Linked DNA regions of Homo sapiens: region 1 is linked to region 2. A link is a loop called in an ENCODE intact Hi-C map of the cell type or tissue named here. Cell type or tissue: dorsolateral prefrontal cortex. All regions are shown on one strand. Each heading gives the region's core, and the rest is flanking DNA. Links, peaks and the distances in the headings are about the cores only.

Evidence for each region. Peaks named below come from ENCODE experiments on the same cell type or tissue, not always from the same donor. Only the 100,000 strongest peaks of a DNase experiment are listed, where the experiment ranks them.
Region 1: a loop joins it to region 2, with 2.3 times the contacts of the local background. A loop is called at or near these places in 4 of 110 quality-filtered maps.

What each region holds. Positions count from the first base shown.
Region 1 is chr14:95,109,300-95,117,299 of GRCh38, reverse strand. It overlaps DICER1 (dicer 1, ribonuclease III), which reads left to right. Exons shown (of 27, transcript NM_177438.3): 10 at 605-847; 11 at 1,479-1,633; 12 at 4,076-4,208; 13 at 5,053-5,128; 14 at 5,844-5,983. Among named protein-coding and RNA genes, the nearest start is that of MIR3173, 25 kb to the left of the region's middle. In dorsolateral prefrontal cortex, for the core only: a CTCF peak has its summit at 3,598 (motif pointing left); DNase peaks (open chromatin) are centred at 3,589 and 6,901; H3K27ac peaks cover 4,411 bases.
Region 2 is chr14:95,358,146-95,368,961 of GRCh38, reverse strand. It overlaps LOC107984710 (a long non-coding RNA gene), which reads right to left. Exons shown (of 3, transcript XR_001750863.1): 3 at 1-60. LOC105370638 (a long non-coding RNA gene) reads left to right here and starts at 6,682. Exons shown (of 2, transcript XR_944172.1): 1 at 6,682-6,889; 2 at 7,089-7,616. RefSeq lists enhancers at 7,733-8,352, 8,353-8,973. In dorsolateral prefrontal cortex, for the core only: CTCF peaks have their summits at 7,314 (motif pointing right) and 8,382; DNase peaks (open chromatin) are centred at 5,231, 7,301 and 8,401; H3K4me3 peaks cover 709 bases; H3K27ac peaks cover 4,546 bases; H3K27me3 peaks cover 3,633 bases.

The DNA of each region.
Region 1 (8,000 bases), core at 1-8,000, 250 kb after region 2:
CCATATGACTATGAATTAACAAACTGAAATCTTTTCCTAGAAAGTGTTTTCTTTTTTTCATTTAAAGGCCTATTTTGTTTCAATTCTTAAAAAAAAAAACAGCACTATATTTTATAGATTTTAGCTTAAATATTTTTGTGCCTTGTAAGGTCTTAATACAGGAAACAGCATTGTAAAGATGCTAAAAACTAATACCATGGTCTGGCTTGTACACAAAAACCTATTTAAAGTTTATTATTTAACTTAAAATTAGCAGAATAATTCCTGTTGAAGGCCTTTTCTACATTGTAGCTTTTTGATAATTTCCAAATTTGGAGAGTCCAGGAGCCAGTCTGATAGATATAACTGTCTGAACACTAGCTTATGTTACCATTTAATTTATCCTGAATTGGAGAGTCTCATTAAATCAGTTTCTTTGTCCATGTTTCCATGCATGCTGAGTTTTCTGTGATACTGTCATCTTCTTTAGCCTGGCCTTAAGGATTTAGAATGCCCAAGAGCATGTGTGTCAGAAATGACAGTTGTCATTTACTTTTACTAATTTTTTTTGTTCATTTTAGAAATTTTCTTAGAAGTGCTTTTCTTGGTGGATTTTTTTTTTCAGGTACTTAGGAAATTTCGAGCACATGAGACCAACCTGCTTATTGCAACAAGTATTGTAGAAGAGGGTGTTGATATACCAAAATGCAACTTGGTGGTTCGTTTTGATTTGCCCACAGAATATCGATCCTATGTTCAATCTAAAGGAAGAGCAAGGGCACCCATCTCTAATTATATAATGTTAGCGGATACAGACAAAATAAAAAGTTTTGAAGAAGACCTTAAAACCTACAAAGCTATTGAAAAGGTAAGATCAACATATTAACATGTGCCGGCAGATTGGGAAAAAAAATTAATGTGGCTTCTTTGTTATTCTTTGTATCCATAGGAACAGATAATGAGTTTTATCTACAGGCAATAATCTCAAAAGAGGTGTACTCTGTGTACATTGTAAGGAAGTTGAGAATGATCACAAAGACCCGGCAGTGTTATACAAAGTGTTTGAAAGGGCACAATAAGATAACAGTGAAAATGATCATCACATATGTTATTTGGGATGAACGTCTGGGAAATTGCATTGCAAATATGGACAGTAACTGTTGACTGCTTAAGTTATTGAGTGATTGGAAAATGATGACATGGTAGTTACATTCAGAAAGACTAACAGTCGTGTGTGTGTGTGTGTGTGTGTGTGTGTGTGTCTGTGTAGGCACGGTACAGTATAGACTTTGTACCATATGGTAAGGGTCTCCATACGATTGGAACTGGGAGGGATTCATTGGAAGAAGGTGTCTGCAGCAGGTTACTTTGGAGTACTGAAGTATGTTTAGGAGAGAGAGAGATATTTTCAGGAGAGTTTTTTCTGTAGGTACAGAGGCAGACAGCATACAGCAGAGAGGATGTGTTTTCATCATAAGTTCTGTTTTTTAAATGTTCAGATCTTGAGAAACAAGTGTTCCAAGTCGGTTGATACTGGTGAGACTGACATTGATCCTGTCATGGATGATGATGACGTTTTCCCACCATATGTGTTGAGGCCTGACGATGGTGGTCCACGAGTCACAATCAACACGGCCATTGGACACATCAATAGGTATGGCATCATATCATTTGTGTGGAAAACCTGGGAATGTTGCACAGTTTAAGTCTAAACCTGTACATTTTGTATTGTTGACATTTTGCGGTTACCAGTCTTTACTTAGACTTGCCATATTTTCGATAAAGAAAAGTTACTTCTTTTTTCATTTTTTTTTAAATCAAAAGGCAAAAACAGTATCGTGCAGCAATAAAAGTTCAGTATTCCTTGGCAAGGCTAACATAATGAAGGCATTTTAAATTAGGTTTAATTTAATTTTATAATTCTCACCAATTTTTTTCTAAATCCTGAAATTTTTTGTTTTGTGCCATAACCATTGGGTAATGTTGAATTTTCCCCTAGCAATAAAGTAAGATTGTGATAAACTAATTTATGTTTTTGGGTACATTGTAATTTACTTTGTCCAGAGCTGATAATAAAATTTCTAAGAGCTAAGAACAGCAAATGCATTCCTGGATTATATACCAGGATAATTTCTATTCAGAGACAAAAGAGCAAGTATAAGATTTTCTTTGTAACCTTTTATTTTGAAACAATTTCAAACTTTAAAGTGTTGTAAGAATACTAGAATTCCGCATATGCCTTTCACCCAGACACCAAGAGAGACTCATTCAGTTTCATGAGAATGTTCTTTGTAGCCAAAGTATCTACCTTAGAGTCAGGAGTTGTCCTCAACTCCTGTTGTCACATCTTCCTAGTCTCCTTCAATCTGGAACCATTCTTTAGTCTCTCCTTGACTTTAATGACCTTGAAACTTTGGAAGATAGATAGGCTGTCATTTTGTAGTCTTACTGTCAGTCTGGGTTTGTCTGCTATTTTCTTATGATGAGACCCAGGTTACAAATTTTTGGGCAGCACATCACTGAGACGATGGTGTCCTCTCCTCATCCTAGCTTACCAAGTCGCACACCATGTTGATTTGTGCCCTTACCGGTGGTAACTTAGATCACTTGAGTGAAGTCTGCCAGTTTTCTCTACTGTAAAGTTCCCTTTCACCCCTTTTATAATTAGTAGATATTTCATGGGGAGATACTTTGAGACGGTATAAAATTTGTTCCTTTTCCCAGTTTGACTCATTAGTGTAAGCATTCTTTGATATTTCTGGCCCAAATTGATTATTACTATGATGGCTACTAAATGATTTTCTAACTCCATTATTTCTGTATTTATTAGTTGGCATTCTACCATCCATTTCTTCTCTCCGTTTATTCATTCTTATATTATCATTTTTTAATGTCAGTGTGAACTTATGGACTCCTGTTTTATTTAATGGGTTATAATCTATCATTATCATTTACTGTTTGTTTTGATGTTAAAATTGTTTCATATTTGGCCAGTGGGAACCCCTTAAAGCTGGTTTCTTTGTCTTTTTAACATCTCACTATTATTCCTTGAATACTTCCTTGTTTTATGGCGCAAGACATTCTAGACTGCCCCAGCCTTGATGTTGGCAATTTCCTCGAATTTAGTGGAGAAAAAGTTGTAGTTAGAAACCAAGAACTGGATACTAGGTTTATTCATTGCTACCGGTGTGTTGCTGCTGCCAGGCGTTTTAGTGGACAGAGCTAGAATGTTTGTTTGTTCATGTTTACATCTGTATTTGTTTCAGTGTCTATCTGTTGATATCTCTATTTTCAGTGTGACACTAGAGGTTTCATTCTAGATTTCCTCCTTTCTGTCTTTGTACCTCCTTTCTCTAATAATCAGAAATTTGGCTCCCATTGTCCTCAAAATAATTAGTGTTCAGTCTTCCTGTATGTAGCCAGTCTCCCTGCTCTGTAGGGCTGCAACTGTGGTCAGGTGCCCTTGCTGCACAGGTCGCAACCTCACAGGGCTGCTGCCCATTCCAGCACCCTCCTGATGTGGGTCCTGTCCCAGCATCCCTTTCTGGGCTAGCTTTCTGCCCTGTTCCAACCTTCCCTGGTGCTGTTGCTCAGTGAGTTGCTAGTTCTACTGTCCTTTTTGTGTCAGCACTGGGCTGTCCCGCCCTCTGCTGATGCCTTCCTTATATGTGTGCTGGTAGTTGGTGGGAAATGTAAGATGATTAAGGAAAAAACATTGGCAGTATGTTTTCTTACTGGATTCTGAACAATACTTTGTGCTCTATTATGGTAACACTCGACACATGTTACTATTTAAATTCAAAATTCAATTTAAAATAAAATAAAAAATGGAGTTTCGTAGTTGTACTTCTCACATTTCAAGTGCTCACCAGCCACTGCCCTGTTGGGCATCGAAGATATAGAACATCTTTGCAGAAGTTCTGTTAGACAACACTATTCTGTCTTATTCGAAGTTTGAAGCAGTAAAGTTTAAATGCCACATATAAATACAAATTCAGTAGAGGGGAAGAGGCACATGACAAATCAAACTCGAGGTTATAAATATCAATATTTTCTCAGTTGTAGATTCAGCCTCAGAATTTCTTTTTCTTCACAGATACTGTGCTAGATTACCAAGTGATCCGTTTACTCATCTAGCTCCTAAATGCAGAACCCGAGAGTTGCCTGATGGTACATTTTATTCAACTCTTTATCTGCCAATTAACTCACCTCTTCGAGCCTCCATTGTTGTAAGTTTAGAAGAAGAAATGATTGTTATCTTTTAAAATGTGTCATTAGTGGATTTTTTCAGCTTTTCTAAGACTTGCAAGTTATAGGTAAATTTGATTTTAAAATCTACTTTCATGAGCAGGAGCCTTGTGTTGACAGACCAAAAATAAAAATAAAAACCAAATTTACTTTCAAAAGTAGATTTATAGATTGCTTTTGTAGTCATCTACATGTTCATATTTGTAATAGACTGTCTAATTTACAGATACTTAGAACTGGACTAGGTGATCTCTGAAGTTTCTTCTAAGGTGTTACTAACATGCACATTTTTGACAGAATCATTCAACTGTGGCTTAGACACTTAGAGTAATATAAAACTTATTATAGATCGTTGCGTTGTCCTAGTTATTTTGTTGGTGACTCAAAAATCTGCTTTTTGTAAATACTGTTCTTGGTCTCAGTACTGATTTCCAAGTGTTCCAAGGTGACTAATTTCTATTGCACATAAAAAGCTGCTCAATACTGTTAATGTTATAGCTATGTTTTGATAAATCTTTCTTTTTGTTACATATTTATTGATTAGTAAAAATAAGATACTTTAAAATCTTACTGAAATTTAAATTCATCAAAATTGTAAAATCTTAATTATGACTTAGTTTTTACTAGGCAGGACTTTTAAAGATGAATATTTCAAATATGGAGATTAGAATTTTTAAAAACTTGCTGGAATTTTTCAAAATAAAGAATTTTGTTTTGGTAAATTGAACTTTAAAAATGTTGGGGCAGTGGTTTCATAGGTGTTTCATGTGCTAGAGGTAATACAGCGATGTGCATATATAATGGAAAGGTTTTTGTTATTTTCAGGGTCCACCAATGAGCTGTGTACGATTGGCTGAAAGAGTTGTAGCTCTCATTTGCTGTGAGAAACTGCACAAAATTGGTAAGGATGTTTGAAAAGCATATACGAATGAAAATAAATTGCAACCATTGTAAAAAAAAAGCATATAGAGGACTTTATAGATCTGTAAGGATTTTGTAGAGCTATTCACTTGCTGATCTTAATGTGCTTTGGTGAATATAAACATAAGTGTTAGTAACTTGAAGATCCTACATTGTTGTGGGAGCTCTTTGTTTTCCATAGCTTGACTGCAAACAACTGTCATTTATTTGCTCTCTTTAATGACTCCTTTTAAGTACATAAAGGTCTTTTCGTAATTGTTGAATCATGCACCATGAACACTTGTGTTTTAATATGTCAGTCTCTCAAATTAGTCTATACTAGTATAGAAATTAATCCTTTTTTAAAAAATGAACTCAGTTTCTTTTTTTTTTTTTTCTCAATCCTGCTCCTGTATAAGTGGACCCATTTTCTATGGCCATTTTATTTAGCATTGATATGTGGTGATGTCATGTTTAGATGTTTTTGTTTCTGAACCTTAGAACAGAATTTGCAGTCCAGCTCATATTGGAATATATGGATGCCAAAATAGACTTTGCCTGAAGTGTGAATCTGATTACTTTTAAATTGTAAAAGGCAAAGGTGCTTTAGTTTCCATTACTTTTCCAGGTCCTTCTAACATAGTTCTGTTCTAAATTCTTTACTAATTAATCAGGCAAAATCTGGATTGTGTTAATTCTCTCTTTAAATTTGTTAGGCGAACTGGATGACCATTTGATGCCAGTTGGGAAAGAGACTGTTAAATATGAAGAGGAGCTTGATTTGCATGATGAAGAAGAGACCAGTGTTCCAGGAAGACCAGGTTCCACGAAACGAAGGCAGTGCTACCCAAAAGCAGTTAGTATTGGTTAGAACAGAGTAAAAACCTAGCATTTCTGACTTTGTTTTCCGCTACATCAAATCTCAGTTCCTCTGCTTGGCTGGCTTCCCACACCCTTACAGTTTGGCCCACTCTGGATCTCAGCTCCTTTCTCCGATTCACAGCTTCTCTCAGATCAGCCTCTTTCCTTCCTAATGTAGAATGTGTGCTCTTCCACTTCAGAGGTTGCTTTTGTTTTTCTTCTCAAAAGGATTCTTGGACCCATCTGTCATATTCTATCCAGAATGAGATTATTTCATTTAAATAGACATTCTTTGTTTCATTCAGTTTAGTGGTGTGATTCTTGTTTTACTTATGATTTGGGGCTAAGACAGAAGAGGATTTGTGTGATAAAATAAGCAAGTGAAAAGATGCCCTCTCAAGATGACAGGTACACTGGAAGGTAGAAGCACAAATATCTGTCAGGAGTTATGTCAGATTCCCAGTGTGGGCCATTGGGAATCGAAATAAGTTATTTCCATGGAGTGTTTCCAGCTCAATCTGTGGGCATCCTAGCAGAGTTCACACATGAAAGCATCTCTAAATCTAACTTCTAGTAATAGACAAACTTGGCTGAAGTATTTATTTTTAAAATATTTGTTAATATTTTTACCTCATAAGAACCCCAAGCAAAAGCAGAATTTTGCTGTGTGTAGTAGTCCCGCTTACCCTTGGAGGGTATGTTCCAAGACCCACAGTGGAAACTGCAGATAGTACCGATCCTCCAGCAGCTCAACGTTGTTTCATTAGAACGTTGACAAGGAAAAAAAAAATCGTTCCCAGCCAGGGCCACTGTCTCTATGTGGGGTTGGCACATTCTCCTCATGTCTGCTTACTCCGGTTTCCTACTACATCCCAAAACTGTGCACATCAGGTGAACTGGCGTGTCTGCACTGCCCCACTGTGAGTGAGCATGGGGATGCATGTGCGTGTGCCCTGCCACAGAGTGGTGTCCTGTCCGGGATGGGTTCCTGCATGGGGCCCTGAGCTGCCAGGATAGACTCTGGCACCCTTGGCCCTGAACTGGAATAAGTGGGTGAATAATCATCTTCCTTGTTTTTATTCATCTTTCTTAAGTGTATCTATAGCTCACATTTATTTTAATGCTTAATATTAAAAGTGTTTTTTTTTAATTTAGAAATTTGGTGATGTTTTTGTGATCAGAAATGTGCTGGAGGAATTTAACTGATTTATGTCAATTAGCCTGTGGGAAAATTGGTTTCTTTCTACCAATTGGTTGTTTCCCTTAGCCAGTTTCTAAGAACCTGCCGAAGACATTAAGTGAGGACTTACAGCATATATTATGCTTTTTAAAATACGTTTGTACATATTTATGATAGTTTAAGATATAAATTAGGCACAGTAATAACAAAATAGAACAATTGTAACCATATACTGTAATAAAAGTTATGTGAATGTGGTCTCTCTCAAAATACTGTACTGTACACACCTGTTATTGGACCGTGACTGACCTCAGGTTACTGAAACCATGGAGGCTGCAGATAAGCGGGGACTGCTGTGCCTGTATGTTAGCCTAAATATGTGTTTCTTTGGTTTTGCTTATGCAGTTTTACCAAGTTTTTACTTTATAAAATTTTGCACCCAGCTTAGCATTTTCAAGATTCAGAATCATGTTTTTAAAAAATCATGAATGTTACCCATTTTCCCAAAATGCATGTTTTCCTCATACCAAATTTTCACGTGAGACTAGTTTCATGTGATAAAGTCGTTAATGATAAGTGTTTCTAAAAGCATAGTATTGGCTGGGTGTGGTGGTTCACACCTGTGATCCCAGCATTTTAGGAGGCTGAGGCAGGAGGATCACTTGAGGCCAGGAATCCGAGACCAGCCTGGTCAACATAGTGAGACCTTGTCTCTACAAAAAAAGAAAAGCATAGTACTGCCTGGCATCCTGTTTAATTAATAGATACATTCTTTATTTTCTGATTCTCTATTAAATATAACTGTCTCTTTTACCAGCATTTTTGTACCTTT
Region 2 (10,816 bases), core at 2,817-10,816:
GAGCCACCGCACCCAGCCTCAGCTTCTTCATTTAAATCCACTGATTGGAATCCCAAGCATCTGCAGAGAAAAGAGAAAAAGAAGAACCACATTTTTTTCTGTGGGTGTGTTTTTTGATATCCAGGGATCCTGTAAGAACCCATTGTTAAATTTTCAAGATTTTGAAATTGCTAAGCACAATAAATATTAAATTTATATACTTAAATAAATTATATTAAAATGTGGCAATAAATACTTAAAACGTATCCCTTCCTGATTATGTCATGAGATTTTACTGTTACCTATGCTCTCGAGGATATGGATGTTTATTGCATCTGTGTGATGATATTTTTTTTTTTTTTTTTTTTTGAGACAGGATCTTGCTCTGTAGCCCAGGCTGGAGTGCGGTGACACAATCAAGGCTCACTGCACCCTCCACTTCCCAGGCTCAGGTGGTCCTCCTACCTCAGCCTCCCGAGTAGCTGGGACTATAAGCGTGCACCACCACACACGGCTAATTTTTGTATTTTTTGCAGAGACAGGGTTTCGGCATGTTGCCTAGGCCTGTCTCGAACTCCCGGGCTCAAGTCATCCACCTGCCTCGGGTTGGTAATATTATATAATGGCATGCTACTGTGCAGCTCTTTCCAACTCCATGTTCGATAATATCGCACACATTAGTAGCTTGAAATTTGTTGCTGTGGAAGTATATACACCATGGAAATAGGCAAGTGCTACACATGAGACTTGGATTTATTGTTTTATTGATTGTCTAGACTTAAGAAGGTGATGAAGAAAGTGTTAATGATCAAGATTGTGAGAGGAGAGTTTTCACAAAAGGTTAAAATTATGACTCTCAAGCAGGTATAATATGAATACAAGTCAATTATTTTACCTAACCCATTAATTAATGAGGGACCAGTAAGAAGTTACAACTGGGTTAAACGAGGATTTGCCTTGCACAGATTTACATTTTCTACCTGGTAAAATTCATTTGCATAACCTTGGACAGGTATCATTTGCTTAGCCATGGACATAAAAGATTTGCCCACTATCAATTTTTTATAAGTTAACATCTCTGCAAGGTTGTAAAATAAAAAGACAGACAAAGGCACATACCTCTATAGCATGAGATAATCCCTGGAGGCCCCAGAGATTTACTAAAAGAATATCCAGTAATCTTTTATCCACCTCAAAATCTTCCACAATTTTTCCTCAAGAGATTATATTTAAAGTATGTTATACCTGTAGCCATTATATTGTGAAAAGCACTAAAAAAATTAAGAAAATACTCTTAGAATTTGAAAACTATTATCCAACTTAGTAAAGAAGTGACATAATATTGATGAATAAGTGAAGTTCTTTTTTTTTTTTGAGACAGAGTCTCACTCTGTCCTGGAGTGCAGTGGCTTGATCTCAGCTCACCACAACCTCTACCTCCCGGGTTCAAGTGATTTTCCTGCCTCAGCCTCCTGAGTAGCTGGGATTACAGGTGCCCACCTCACAGCTAATTTTTGTATTTTTAGTGGAGACGGGCTTTTCCATGTTGACCAGGCTGGTCTTGAAATCCTAACCTCAGGTGTTCCGCCCACCTTGGCCTCCCAAAGTGCTGGGATTACAGGTGTGAGCACCATGTCCAGCCTGATGAGTGAGTGAAGTTCTGACGTAAATCTTTGTTGTTTTAGTCTTCTCTCACTCATTAGAGTAAATGAAAATACCAACCAACATACATGTTGAAACTATACTCATTCATCAATGATGTGAGTCACTTCTTTGCTGACTTGGACAGTATTCAAACATTTACTTGTAGTTTAATCTTCTCAAATCATGACTGAGATGCAACCATAAGTCAGCTACAGATAAGAATTTAGCAAAAGTTCTCAAAAGCATTCTATGAGAATCAACTGGCTCTGTGGAATTTGCAATAAAGAATATTATATATTTTCTTATTTGTAAGTTGTGTGCTACAATCCTTCATATCAGTAAAATGCACAATAAACATGTACACATATGAATGCCTACTTTTTTTTTCTTAGCCAACTGTTAAAAAATTTAACTACACACCACTGATGGAGATCCTCTGGATTCTTATCTGGATCATAGAATTTCCTTTAAAAATTTCTTTTTAATTTTACTCTATAAGAGTAAGAACATTTTATATCAAGAACCAGCATACACACACAGACACACACACACCTTTAAAACAATCATAAGACAATTATTTTTCCCTTTAACTCTAGACACATTCCAATCTATTCCATTCCAGTCCAGTCCATTTCAGTTAAAATAGTTGCCATTTCAGTATGATCTTACTATAGATCTCAGGAAGATTCCCATCTGCAGTTTGAAAAACTCTTACCTAAACTCAACTTTCAGCCCTCCCTCATCTCCCAATCTTCCTCCTCCTCCTCCTCTTCTTCTTCTTCTCCTCCTTCCTCACCCCTCACCCTCCCAGGCTCAGTCAATCCTCCCACCTCAGCATCCGGAATAGCTGGGACTACAGTTGCGTGCCACCACATCTGGCTAATTTTTGTGTATATATATATACATATATATATATATATATATATGTGTATATATATATATATATGTATATATATATATTTTTTTTTAAATACAGGGTCTCTCTGTGTTGCCCAGGCTGGTCTTGAACTCCTAGGCTCAAGTGATCCTCCTGCCTCAGCCTCCAAAAGTGCTGGGACTACAGGCATGAGCCACTGCACCTGGCCCCCTCCCAATTCTCTCCTTATTCCCACATCACACTTGAATTTGAAGGTCTGTCTCAGATGTCTTCTCCCTGATCAGTGAGTGGGCTAATCTCCAGAATTAGCTCTCTTCCCCAGTATTTTTTCACACTGGTACAATTGTATGTTCCTTTGTGTCTGGCCCTCCTGACTTACTCTACACAAAGGTGGGAACAACTTTGTACGCATCTCTGGAGCTTCAGCACATGACACAGTGCCTGGCACAGACAAGGCTTTTGAAAGTGTGTGGAATGAGTATATGAATGAACAGCTGAATGAATGAAATTCAGAATGCAATGCCTCTTATGAAAAGACAGCCTTCAGTAGAGTGATCACTCATTCAGTCTCATGAAATCTATAGGAATCAGACGAATCATCATGCCCTTTTCACTAGACAGAGAAACTGAGGCATCAAGGAGCAGAGTGACTTGTAGGGAAAAATACACACAGCTTATTCTTTGACCATCCTGTCAGCAGAAAAGGGAGGGGAAAATAGTTATGATGATTCTTGCTCAGAAGAAATCAAAAAAATCTCTCCCACACTGGCTGAAATAGGAAGTAAAGCTGAATGCTGATTTGCAGATGTTGGAAATCAAATTGCATCATGTGTAATGGAATTCTAGAAATTTGTAGGGTCAAAAAACAAACAAAATAACCAAACACACACTTTTCATTTCTTAGGCAATAGTACCAATAAAACGGTGTTAACCCAAATCACATTGCTTTATTTCAGCTTCAGTTACCCTGAAGAAAATTCCAGCCAACAACTTTCCACACTGTTGTTTAAGTAAGCTGACCCGGGTCTGGCTTTTATGTGAATTGTGAATTAGACATGGACACTTGTATTTTATTTATAGCAAAACGCCATTATTTATCGAGGGCTGATGATTGTTATGTCAACTACGTATAGTCTTTGGTAAATCTCCCATCACCCATAGAGGGATGTTACTATTATTATGCCTATTTCGCAGATGAGTAAACTAGATTTAACGCAGCTCTTCAGCCAGCAAGTGGCCAAGCTGGGGTTTGAACCCAGGGCTCCAAAGCCAAGATTTCCTCCAAAACATGTGAAGAGCCTCAGGCAACATGGCGCTGAACTTACCAGGAAGTATCAAAGGAGTCTGCAGGACTGAGCCTGCACTGTGTCTACTCCACCACAGGTGAGTGTACGGAGATAAAGAGGGAGTGCCTGGCAACCTGACCTGTGGCCCCTGGCTGGTGACCTTTGCCTTGACCCTCTGCTGTGTTTTTGCTTAGTGATTACAGATGGTCAGGGTCAAGGGCAGCTTGCCTTTATGGGTGATCTAGTGGAAAAAGTGCAGGTTTTGAAGGCAGACAGAGCTGGGCTTGAATCTGGACTTTATTATTTAACAGTTACGTAGATCTTCGACCTGGGACTGCCTCTCCCCGAACCCCAGGCTCCTCATTAAAAAGTGTGGCTGCATAAGACTTTCTTCACAGGTGTACTCTGAGCATGAAATGAGCTAACATGCATGGAGGCATGCAGTGAGGGTTGAATGACGCTAGCCCCTTTCCTTGCCACTCACAAGTACAGCCCTAACTGCTGAGAGTGCTGGGCCACCCAGAGAGAGAGAGAGAGAGAGAGCAAGGGCCTGCAGAGAAGGTCATCACAAGGACAGCAGCACCTTGCAGGTGTCAGGGGGACAAGGGACCAATGCTTTCACCTGCCCCGTGCTGCTTGATTTTGCTCAAACCCATTTACTCAGGCAGGGAAGAGATTGTCATTCTTTCTATATGAGGAAACTGAGACTCGAGTTGGATGACCAAGTGTGACGCCTCCCCCTCCTCCCCCCACACCCCAGGCATTCTCGAACCCACTTCATGAATTTGCCACTTCCATATACCACCCATAACGCAGTTTACTAAATATGTGTCCTCAAGTCTACTTGGTTGCTTACTTAAATTCATTGTCAAAGGAAACTTGACTTCACCACCATAAATGGGAAGCCAGCAGTGCAACTGTGGCCATAACAAAGAATACGATGGAAGTAAGTCCACTTGATTAAATTCCAGATAAACACACTATTGCCTGTGAACCTGGAGCCTGCCTGCTGTTGATGAAAAGGGAGATAAACAAAAGTCAAAGAAGCGTTCAAGACAAAGTAGCACCAGAGACTCTCTTCTTAACAGAGGCTTGAAAGCAAACTGAAAAGGGAAGAATCATTTCATATGTGGTCTGTGTTACCTAAAGGTACAGTCCCTGCATCATCAAAATCAACTCTGGGCTTCTAAAATCTCTCTAGTCAGGGAAACACTGATAGACCTGGTCCTACTTTTTGGGCTCTGAACTGTTGAGTGGCTTGCCAGCGGCAAGAGGGCTGAGAGGCACTGTCTCAGGCTGGCCTCGACCACTGAGCAGAGCTGTTTCTGCTGCTCCACGGGTCCGGAAATGCTCAGGGAGGGATGTGGGGGCTTTGCTTGCTCGGAACTTCCATTTCCCAGGCTCAGCAGCTATCAACTTTTCTCCCACAGATTGTTCTAGAAATGAGTCTGTCTGGACCCCCCCACACACACGTGGTTTGGCAGCGGCATGTTCACGCCTCTGTGTCTATTGTTGAGACCAGGGTTTGTCAATCTCAGCAGCGTTGGTGTTTGGGGCCAGAAAATCCTTCACTGTGCTGGGGCTGTCCTGGGCACTGCAGGACGTCTGACAGCGTCCCCAGCCTCTGCCCCCTGGGTGATGTTCATCTCCTTCCAGGAGTGACAACCAAAAATGTCTTATGGGGGACAACCCTCCCTCTCCCACCCCACTTGAAAGCACTGCTTTTGATGGAAAAAAACAAATGTGGTTTTTAGTCCCTGGGGAAAAGTCTACTATTAGTGGGATTTAGTTTGTTTGTTTATTTTACCTTCTTAGAGAAAGACTTACCTTTATAGATAAATTTGTAAGTTATAGTTATTATTCTTACCTCCTGACTAAAGACTAATAAAGCAGTTGGAAAAAAAGGGGGCATTTATTGTTTATGTCACTTGAGGCCAACTGAAAGCCAAGATAATGGACCAGAGGGTAGAAGAGGGAGGGAGAGGATAGGAGGAGGGAAGGAGGGAGGAAGGGAATGGCCACTGATTAAGCATCCCCCCGGGGTGCTGGGACCTCAAAACATTGTCTCCTTTCACTCACAGAATCCAACAGGGAAGGTTGGATGAGGACGGGAGACTAGAAAGGTCAAAGGGCAGGCAAGTGACTAGCTGGGTCCTCTCTCTGGCTGGGGAGCCCACACTCCCTTTTCTGGGGAGGAGAGAGGAGGAAAGAGTCAGTTCCAGGATTGGAGGGACTTGGAGCTCAGCTAGTCCTACCTTCCCAAACTCAGAGCTGTGATGTGAATTCCTTGAGGGCATCAGCTAATTGTCACTAGAATCCAAACTGTCACCAAGAAGACAGGGAAGAGGTAGACCTAGTGGATGTTGGTGAAGAGGGGCAAAGCAGGCTTCAACCCACACAGCCTGTCTCTTAGCCCTCTGCACTGCCCACGGCTCAGTCACATAGTCCTTCTCTGCATATGTGCACAGATAGGCTGGCCAAAGGGTGCTAAGAGCAATTAGCAAGGCAGGTAGTCAGCTGTCACGAACGGGGCCCCAGTGGGAGATGCTACAGGCTTGACATGAGGTCTTCTCAGACCCCTGTATCTTTTCTTCTATTTCTCTATCCTTCTAACTTAGCAAACTGCTACCTAACTGCAGCCAAAAGTGGACGTCTCATGGACCAGCCCCTTGCACCTGGAAAACCAGAGATCACACACAGGTCACCCCTCAGGTCAGAAAAGCCCATCGAAGTAATCTTAACCCTGCTTGGGTGATAAAGTCCAGCTCCCAGAGCAAGGGCCACATTCGCTTGTTTCATTAAACAGCATGGAAAGATTCAAGACTCGTCTCAACTGGCCATCCCCAGATCAGAGCAAGCCAATGAGCAGCCCCGTTACTGCCCTCGCCTTCTGCAGAAACGCCAGAGGACTAGAGAGGTTCATCAATTGTGATGGAAATTCTATCTGTGTGGCGTTTGTCTCTCTCCAGGTTTCTCTGCCTGCCGGATACCCAGGCTCACATCTGCTCCATGGCACACTTATTGAATATAATCCGAAAGAAAGTTGCTGGCAATCTGGAGAAAGACGAACCCTTCCCGTTTCTGAGACGGAAGGACTTCTCAGGTGAGAAGCACTTTTACATGCATCGCCCCCTTCCGAGTGCCCCAGTGCCTCCAGGAGGGCAGGTGACTGTCGAGGCTGTGGCTCTGTTTGCGACACAGAGCCGCCATCTACTCTCCTGGGGTCAGAAAGTCCGTTGGCAAGTTTCAGATAATAACTCAGCTAATTTGGGTGGAGCTCTCTCTACTTTTGTTTCCCAAAGGAAAGACGCCAGAGATGGAAAGATGTTAGAGAAACAGAAGAATGAACTCGGCTGAACTAAGAAAGGCAGTCCTTGGCAGGATGTGGGGAGGGTAGTGCCTCCGGCCAACACAATAGGATTCACCTGGGAGAGGGGCCAGCTCCGGAGATTTCTGAGAGGCTCCTCCTCCAGAAGGATCAGCCAGGTCCCGGCAGCTCAACCGGGCCAAGGTGCCGGAGACCCTCGGACTCTGCAGACTGTCCAGTAGGGGGCACTGTTGCCTCCACACTGGCCGACCTCAAACACCTTCTGCTCCTGGTGTGCCCCTCCCCAAGGTCCTCCCCCAGGAGTGGAAGGCCGTCTCCAGCCCTGAAGAGACTCAAGGATCCTACCTGTCTGCAAGCCACCCCAGGCTGGCCTACCTGGCAGAGCCTGGGTGACATCCTGCATCCTCAGGGATGACACAGCAATCACTACAGCTGCTGTTTACTGAGCACCTACTATGTGCCAGATGCTTTCACTGTGTGACCTCATTAAAACTCCACCGGAGCCCTCTGACTGGGGTATTATTAGTCCCACTTTACAAATAAGAAAGGCAGCTTCAGAGGCCACACAGTCCATAAACATCAAAGCATAAGCGTCTCAGGTCTTTCCAGGTGGGAAGTTTGGGCCCCTTCCACTGTCCCCGACAGTGTCAGATCCTGTGGTTCCAGAGGGCTGCCTGTCCCCTGGGATCCAGGGCTGGGCGTGTATTATCTTGTGAGCTAGGTAATATTTTATACAAAAGCACAGAGCGGTCAGACGCCTGCCCAAGATTGCATAGACACCGCAAGTAGAGCCAGGATTTGAGCCTGGACTTCCGGGATCCAAGGCCCATATTCTTTCCATTACCTGGCCCGCCCCCTGTAGAGGGCCCATCAAAAACACCGCGTCCTTGCTTGCCCAAACCAACAGGAGGCCTCTTCCATGATCTCTTTCACTATGGCTTTCATCCCCTATTAATGCATTCTTGTGAATTTGGGGCTTTCTAGGCCTTCTCAGGTTGGCCAGGTCCACACAAGCTCATTGGCCTCTCTGGCCTCAATTTCCCCACCGGAAAATAGAGATTTCAAGGCATGGGCGGGCAGGGCTGCTGGTATGGAATAAGACCCCGATTCTGGTTCTGGTTGGGGGTGGCCGGCAGGCTTTTTCCACCGCCAGGGTCAGGGAGGCTTTGCATACTTGTGTGGGCGGCGGAGCAACTGCCCCCACGTGAGCCCCTGAACAAAGAGGCCTCAGAGCACCTCTCCTCGCACCACTCGCCGCCTCCAGCGCCCGCCGCCAGCCGGCTCAATAGAGCGCTTGTGGCCGCGCTGAGGAGCTGCGGCCCAGGCTCGGCGCATTGTGCATTGTCTGAGTCCCGGCGCCGCGGCCAAGGGTCGCTCCATCAAGGTCGCGCCTGGGAGGACGGGGGCTGGGGGGCGCGCGCGGGAATTGCCGGCCGCTGGGCAGCGACACGGTGCATTTGTCTCAGCGCTAGGGGTCACGGGGACTTTCAAAAGAAAGGCTTCCGGGCGCCCCTCTGCCCCTGATAAAGGCACCCATTGCTGCTCTCAACCCAACCCAGGCAAAACCCCACATTCCTCAACAGAGCCCTGAACTGAAATGACCCAGCAACCCACGGTGGAGTGAACCTCAGCTGAAGCCAAATGTTCGCTTTTCACTGAACTGAAACAACACTTGGGCGTTTTCCAAAATCATTCACTGGGAACATTTGTGCATTTGTTTATTCATTTAATAAACGCTCACTGGTCACTGCCCTGTGGTCCAGGCACAGTTCAAGGCGCCAGGGCTCCTTGTGGGGTAAGCAGTGAGGTCTGCCTGGTGGAGTCACAGATACGGAAACAGGATGGCACAGTCAATAAATGGTTGCCACTCCACATTCTCAGGGCAAGCACAGTGCCTGGCTCAGGTAGGGACTCAGCCTGTTCCCTGGAGGAATGAAGACAGGGAGGGGGCGAGGTGGGGACCCTAATAGAAGCGTGGCTCTGGTCTGTAATACAAGCACTTTAGGAGGCCGGGGCAGGAGGATCATTTGAGCCCAGGAGTTCAAGACCAGCCTAGGCAACATAGCAAGACTCCATCTCTACAAAAAATAAAAAAAACTAATTCGCCAGGTGTCGTGGTGCGTGCCTATAGTCCCAGCTACTCCAGAGGCTGAGGTGAGAGGATCGCTTGAGTCTGGGAGGTCAAGGCTGCAGTGAGCCATGACGGTGCCACTGCACTCCAGCCTGGGCCACAGAGCAAGACTCTCTCTAAAATAAGTAAATAAAAGTGTGGCCAGGTGCTGCGGGATCAGAGAAGTAAGGTCTGCTACTTTTCCGGGCAGTCAACATCTGAAAGAAACCTGAATTTACCCTACCTGAACTACGTGTTTTTAAACTGAAAGAAATCAAGTAATACAAGAATAACGAGAGGTTCAATTGAGTTTTCAAAGGTCCGGAAGGTGTCCTGAGCAAAATGCCAGGTTGGTCGTTAATCATGCATTCATTCATCCATCATTCTTTCATTCAACCAACACTTATGGATGAAGCACCCACTCTAAGCTAGAATCTGTGGGGATTTACCCACACCCAGGTCCTTCTAGTTTCTTTAACAATGAAAAAGCAACTCTTAAAAAGCCCACTCAGGGGCCGGGTGCGGTGGCTTACACCTGTCATCCCAGCACTCTGGGAGACCGAGGTGGGCAGATCACTCGAGGCCAGGAGTTCAAGACCAGTCTGGCCAATATGGCAGAACCCTGTCTCTACTAAAAAAAATTAGCCAGGTATGGTGGCGCATGACTGTAATCCCAGCTACTTGGGAGGCTAAGGCACAAGTATCGCTTGAACCTGGGAGGTGGAGGTTTCAGTGAACCAAGATCATGCTACTGCACTCCAGCATGGGTGACAGAGCGAGACTGTCCCAAAAAAAAAAAAAAAAAAAAAAAAAAAAGGAAAGGAGAAAAAGAAAAAAAGCCCACTCAGGGATTGGGGCCTGCAGAAGATCTGGACTCAAATTTTATAGCAAGTGGCTTAAATAAGAAATGGAATTTGAGCTAATTTCCTCACTTACAAGGCTGCCTGCCTGCCTTACAGGGATTTGGGGAGAGTAATGTATAGAAAGTGCCTTCCTCAATGGAGCCGGCATCACCATAATCTGCTATGTGTGCCCTGGTCTTTACAGTTAACAAATCTCCTTCACTTGCAAAATTTCATTTTGTTTTCACCATAATCCCAGGAGTTCAGCAGGACTGCTATGTTTAATAGTCACCTTTACAGAGCAGGAAATTGAGGGTCAGAGAGATGAAGCAACTTACCAAGTTCACACAGCAACTCAGCGTTAGAACTGAGACGAAAACACAGAGTTTGAATCTAAAGCTTTGAGGGTTGGTCTGATTCTGTTGACAAAGCTTCATGACAATGCCAGAAGACTCTGGGGACTGGTATTTCCAAAGTAATTAGTCACATCTAACATAGGAGAGACTTAGGATCAAGCACCAAAGATCTGCCACCTATTTTGGGCATGTGAGTAGCCCAAGGAATGTTCTAGAAGGAATACCTGGTGAGAGAAATCATGTTTCCCAAAGATGGCCACAACAGTAGCTCCCATCCCACATGCTGTACCTGTAGTAGGACTGTCTCATTCTCTCATTAGGATGTGGGGTCTAATTTGCCTCCCCTGGAATCTGGGCTGGCCTTACAGACTTGCTTGACAAATATAAAGTGGTC